Regions from separate parts of the Homo sapiens genome. Here region 2 is linked to region 1. Evidence: chromatin contacts called from ENCODE Hi-C or POLR2A ChIA-PET data. All regions are on one chromosome and are shown on one strand. Each heading gives the region's core, a stretch centred on a gene start or an enhancer-like site at or near the end of the contact. The rest is flanking DNA. Distances are from core to core; before and after follow the strand shown. Region 1 holds the start of HOTAIRM1 (HOXA transcript antisense RNA, myeloid-specific 1). Region 2 holds the start of TAX1BP1-AS1 (TAX1BP1 antisense RNA 1).

Region 1 (2,700 bases), core at 32-2,531:
GCCATGAGACGGAAATGTAAAAATTTTTAAATCGACTTGAGATTCCCCACACGCTTCATGGCAACACTCAGGTAAAGAAAAGATCAAGAACTCAGCACAAATCGGGCTGTGGAGGGTGAGTGATGAGGTGTAAAGTGTTAACCTGATGTAAACCATTAGCATGGTCAGACCGGTGATTAATGGAGCCTCAAGATATTAACAGAACACTACCGTCACAATAACCACCCCCACATACTTCCTATTTCCCAAATGTATAAAATCCTTGAAAACACACCAATCCCTGAGACTTCTTTGCCCCAACACCTCTGGGCACCCTCTCCATGCACTACAACACTAGTCTGATACAAAAGCCTTTTAAAAAAAAGATCATTATTAATTTCCTTGGAAATTAAGCATACCAGCTCCTTCCAGAATAATCAAGGAGCATCCACCAACCAGCAGGACTGACCTGTTTTGGGAGGGTTTCTTTTGACTTTCATCCAGTCAAAAGTCTGCGCTGGAGAAGATGTCTCCGATGCGGGGGAGCGACAGGCTTCTTGGTGGCTGGCGTGGAGAGGGGACAAGGAGTTATTATACGTAGCCAGGGCCAGGCTCTGGTGCTCCTGTCCATATGAGTGGTGAATGTATTGAGGCGAGCCCACCGCGCCCCCAGCATAACCCTGGTGGTGGTGGTGATGCTGGACCATGGGAGATGAGAGATTTCCAGAGTAAACAGCGGGAGCGCACTGGGGGTACCCACCACTTACGTCTGCTTCCTGATTTAACGCGTAGGGGCTGTAAGGCGCACTGAAGTTCTGTGAGCCATAGCTTGGACCACAACTTGAGTGGGAGTAGGACACCCCCAGGTTCCCGGAAGTCTGGTAGGTAGCCGGCTGGGGGTGGCGATGGTGGTGGTGGTGGTGGTGGTGGGGCGAACCGATCTGCACCCCCCTGCCCACTAGGAAGCGGTCGTCGCCGCCGCAACTGTTGGCGCTGACCGCGCACGACTGGAAAGTTGTAATCCTATGGTCCGAGGGGTAGGCTCGGGCTGAGCAGGTCCCCGAGTCGCCACTGCTAAGTATGGGGTATTCCAGGAAGGAGTTCATTCTTGCATTGTCCATCTGTCACTGAGTGACCTGGTCCTGCGAAGCCCGGCGTGACTGTGCCAACTTTCTCACTTCCTCCATGGGGCCGGAGAAGAAAAATGATATGAATGTACAGTGCGCAAGAGGGGGGGCGGGAGGGCGGAGGACGCTGGAGGAGGGGCACGTGACGGTGTCAGCCAATGGCTGAGCCTCCTGCAAAAGTTTGCCGGCTTCCGCAGTGATGGATCACCGTTTTAGTGGCATTTAAATCCCCGGCGCTCCGCCGTCTAGGTGACGCGCAGTCGCCCCCCCAGGCAGCCTAGGCGGCGGCAGCTGCTGCGGCGACTGCAAAGGCCGATTTGGAGTGCTGGAGCGAAGAAGAGCAAAAGCTGCGTTCTGCGCGCGCCCGACTCCGCTGCCCGCCCCGCCAGGCCTCCGGGAGGTGGGGGCTGGGAGGCGTCCCCCGCTCCCGCCCCCTCCCCACCGTTCAATGAAAGATGAACTGGCGAGAGGTGAGAAGGGAAGAGGGCTCCCGGCTCTCTCGGGGCGGGAATCAGTGGGCCAGAGCTCGCCGGGTGGCCGCAAGTACGCCGGCCCAGCCCGCAGCGCGCCCAGCCGGAAGGCGGGGAATCCGGCTGACACCGCGCCCCGGGTTCCCAGGCCACCTCCTCTGTTCTGAGGCTGGGCTGGGAGACCGTGGGGCTGTGAGGAGCGCATAGAACCGTGGTGGAGGGCGAGGCTGGGCCACCGGCTCTTCAAGCTCGGAATGGAGGGGGAAGAGCGCAGAGGGCTGGCTGGGAGGAACTCGGGTGGGCGTGAAGGAGACGAGGGCAAGAAAAGAAACTTCCCTTCTTCCAGGAGGGTCTTCGAAACCCTCTCCCCACAGCCCCTCTCGTCATTAGCATGGCAATGAGGAGTTTCTGTAATTCGACTTGGAGGGGCGGATGAGCCCTGGAAACTCAGAGCTCGCCGGAAAAGGCCGGGGGCGGCCGGGCTCTTCTTCCCCACCTTCCCTCTCTCGTCGCTCTCCGCCCCTTTCTCTTTCCCACTCAGTTTTGCACCGGGAGCCCTCCGGGATGCGGAGCTACTCGACCGCCGGATTTTTAGGGGTAGGAGGCGGGGGAGAGAGATGACGCTGGCGGACGTGGCCAGCGCGGGGGCCGGGCGGTGCGCTGCAGGCCATCTGCCGGCGCCCTGAGACCCAGGAGCCTCCGCGCTCCCGCGTGGGCCTCACAGGGCCGGTCCACAGCTCCAACATAGTAGCTGAACTCCCTTCGTTGCGTTCCTCTTTTTCTGGAGGGGAATGTTAGAAGAGAGAGAGAGCTTCCTTTTATAACCTTCCTCATTCTGCTGCACGTCTAGAGTGGGTGTGGGGGCTGGCAGGTGGGAGGGGCGGTGGACAAATGGCTGATGGTGGACGGGACACTTTACCCCAACGACACCTCCTCCCCTTTCCAACTGGCTGTGTAGTTGCTTATGAGAACCTTCAAGTCCTTCCCTAGAGAGACACATGCAAATCTGAGCCTCATCCCAGGCCAGGGGTCCTGTTCCTCATCACCCTACTTCCCTGAGGCTGCTGAGGTCGTTAAATTGTTGTTTACTATTAGGTTTCACGTCAACCCTGGGCTTGTAGAGA
Region 2 (2,700 bases), core at 116-2,615, 640 kb after region 1:
ACATTTAATGCGATCTAATTTACATATCCTTTCTGGTGCTATTGCAAGGTTTGTCAGGGTTTTACGGCAACAGAAGACTATGATGAATTCGAATGGGACACATTTGCTTCTGTGGAGTTACGATTCAAACTGAATGTCCAATATAGGAAGGCAACATATACAACAAGCAAAAGTGATTTTAGAAATAACAGAACGCGGGAGAAAATTCACACACGGAAAATGATACGGATAACAAAAGCAGGTAACTCACAGAAATGCGGCTAGAAAAGAGGCCTCTGCTGGAGCGAGAGCAAATAGAATCAGAGGGCATTAGAACTGAAAAGCTCCTAGGAGCTTTCAGTGAACAAAACTTCATAGCCAAAAAAGCACACGACTGGGCCAGGAGTTCAGAGACAGTCTTGGTGCTCAGGGGTTTGCAGCCCTAGCCGTGTGGTCACTCCCTTGCTTCTCTGGCTATTTCCTTATCTATAAAATGAGTGGGCTAGTTTAGGCCGACTGAGACGCAGACAGGGATACGGTACTGTCCATGGACCTCTGAGCTGCCCTTTCCACATCGCTGGTGAGTTACTTAAACCTCCTGTGTGTTTCCCCCTTTCGTATGTCAAAATAATAACATAAAATCAGAATGTAAATCCAGACGCATTGTTTTGCTGCGATTAAGTTGAACGAAAATAGCAAGGACGAAGTAAGGAGAGAGCCAGCCTACCCGCGGGATGAGGCGTCCCGCGGCGGAGTGGGCTGGGGGCGTGTCGTCGCGGAGGGGAGCGGCGAACCAGGCAGGAGGCGGAAGAGACCGCCCCGTGGGCGGAAGTGACGCAAGGCCTACTGTCGGCTGGGAGGGGAGGTGTAGCCGGTCTTTGGGGGTAGGCGGTAGTGGCGGAAGAGGTTCGGCGGCTGATGGCGGATCAGGATCGGAAGCCTGCGTAACTTTCTCCCTTGATCCGGGAGTCTTTCCACTGGGTAAGGCGCCTCCCCGGTCCACCCCAGCGCCTTGTGCGGGGCGGCCTCCAGCTGCATCTCTTTTAGGGCTCGTGCTACACCCTTCAGCCCCTGTACTGTAGGGGCCTGGCCGGTCTCGGGAGAGGTCTCTGTGGTGACGAGGCTTTCCTTCCCGAAGACAAACCTTCCTTTCCAGACTGCGATTGTGACGGGGGTGTGGGCGACTCGGATCAGCTGTGGAGTTTTGGAATGGCAACGGGTGGCCGCCCCACGCGGTGGGAGGCCCGTGGGACAGGCCTTCGCGATTTGGGGGAGGCGTGTGGGACGGGGGCCCTTTGGCTGGGGACGAGTGACGCTGGCGACCCCCGAAGGAAAAGCTTCTGGTGTCCAAGGCTAAACTCTGGGGTGACTGTTTTGAGGGCAGTGTGGGTTTTACCGGCGCAGTAAGCTGAGAAAACACGTAGGTCGCGTCCGAGAAGGACGCTGGGGTTTGCCTTTGCGGAGAGAAACCCAGCTGTTTTGGTTTGAGTCGCCGGTGGCGAAGGGGGCGGAGACTCCCTGCGCCGCCTACTTTTGAGGGCCGCGGGCGGAGTTGGCGGTTCTGGCTGATGGCCTGCTTCACCTGGAATCCATTCCCCACCCCGCCCCGTTCGCAAGGTGTGGACTAGTCCCGACCGACTTGCACTCCTGGCTTAGGGAATCTGTGGCTAGAGTTTAGCGTGCGCGCGCGCGCGTACACCTTATTAGTAAAAAATTGAGCTTAGCGTGCGTCTGTGTGGGTGTGTGTACACACCTTATTGGTAAAAGTTTTGTTAGAAAACACTGGCATTTGACTTTAGACATACACAGTGTTAGATTTCCGGTTTCACACAGTGGTTATGAATTGCTATTATGTTAGGCTTTAGATGGGAAAATAAATCTTGATTTTTCAGCTGTCTGCATTCTGCTAATGTTAAAATTTCTACGAGCTGTGCACGAACAATTAATAGTTACAAGTTTGGTGCTCAATTCCTAAAGGATTTAAAGAGATCATTTGAATAGAAACTAAAAGTGGGTCGATCGTCCTCAAAGTGCTTTTCGGGTTTAGGGAAGGAGCTTAGGACAGCCTTTCTCTTTCGTTCTGTTCCTTTCAAGGGTAAACTTGAAGGATTGTTTGATGATGCCGACTTCTAATAAGGTTTTATTTATTTTTCAAACTGATTGTTCAACTTCAAAGAACATTGTAGTTTTTGTTTTCTAGTCATCACGTTCTTTTTTTTTTTTTTTCCTTGAGATGGAGTCTTGCTCTGTCTCCCAGGCTGGAGTGCAGTGGCGCGATCGCGGCTCATTGCAACCTCCGCCTCCCAGGTTCAAGCGATTCTCCTGCCTCAGCCTCCTGAGTACCTGGGATTACAGGCGCGCACCACCACACTGAAGGGGTGGGTTGCCCCTCCACACCTGTGGGTGTTTCTCGTTAGGTGGAATGAGAGACTTGGAAAAGAAAAAGACACAAAGTACAGAGAAAGAAATAAGGGGATCCGGGGAACCAGCGTTCAGCATATGGAGGATCCCGCCAGCCTCTGAGTTCCCTTAGTATTTATTGATCATTTGTGGGTGTTTCTCCGAGAGGGGGCTATGTCAGGGTCACAAGACAATAGTGGGGAGAGGGTCAGCAGACAAACACGTGAACAAAGGTCTTTGCATCATAGACAAGGTAAAGAATCAAGTGCTGTGCTTTTAGATATGCATACACATAAACATCTCAATGCTTTACAAAGCAGT

Evidence for each region. Hi-C counts contacts between places; a loop is a spot of excess contacts on that map. ChIA-PET counts read pairs that join two places held with the same protein, here RNA polymerase II (POLR2A). Pooled maps may share reads with other maps.
Region 2: a map of CD8-positive, alpha-beta T cell shows a loop between it and region 1 (5-fold over the local background). The contact joins the promoter of TAX1BP1-AS1 here to the promoter of HOTAIRM1 in region 1. A Hi-C loop is called at or near these places in 3 of 168 maps with a recorded cell type or tissue (CD8-positive, alpha-beta T cell and chondrocyte), 2 of 37 single-sample maps with no recorded cell type and 7 of 50 pooled maps. POLR2A ChIA-PET finds 5 or more read pairs at or near these places in 1 of 52 experiments (MCF 10A).

The regions. Positions count from the first base shown.
Region 1 is chr7:27,094,813-27,097,512 of GRCh38, forward strand. HOTAIRM1 (HOXA transcript antisense RNA, myeloid-specific 1) reads left to right here and starts at 1,282. Exons shown (of 2, transcript NR_038367.1): 1 at 1,282-1,576. HOXA1 (homeobox A1) reads right to left here and starts at 1,188. Exons shown (of 2, transcript NM_005522.5): 1 at 449-1,188. The coding sequence starts at 1,100. RefSeq lists enhancers at 1-276, 1,158-1,452, 1,578-2,150 and a silencer at 1,505-1,674.
Region 2 is chr7:27,739,310-27,742,009 of GRCh38, forward strand. TAX1BP1-AS1 (TAX1BP1 antisense RNA 1) reads right to left here and starts at 1,366. Exons shown (of 2, transcript NR_187572.1): 1 at 707-1,366. TAX1BP1 (Tax1 binding protein 1) reads left to right here and starts at 853. Exons shown (of 17, transcript NM_006024.7): 1 at 853-960. RefSeq lists enhancers at 788-1,650, 867-1,136, 1,651-2,514 and a silencer at 1,304-1,536.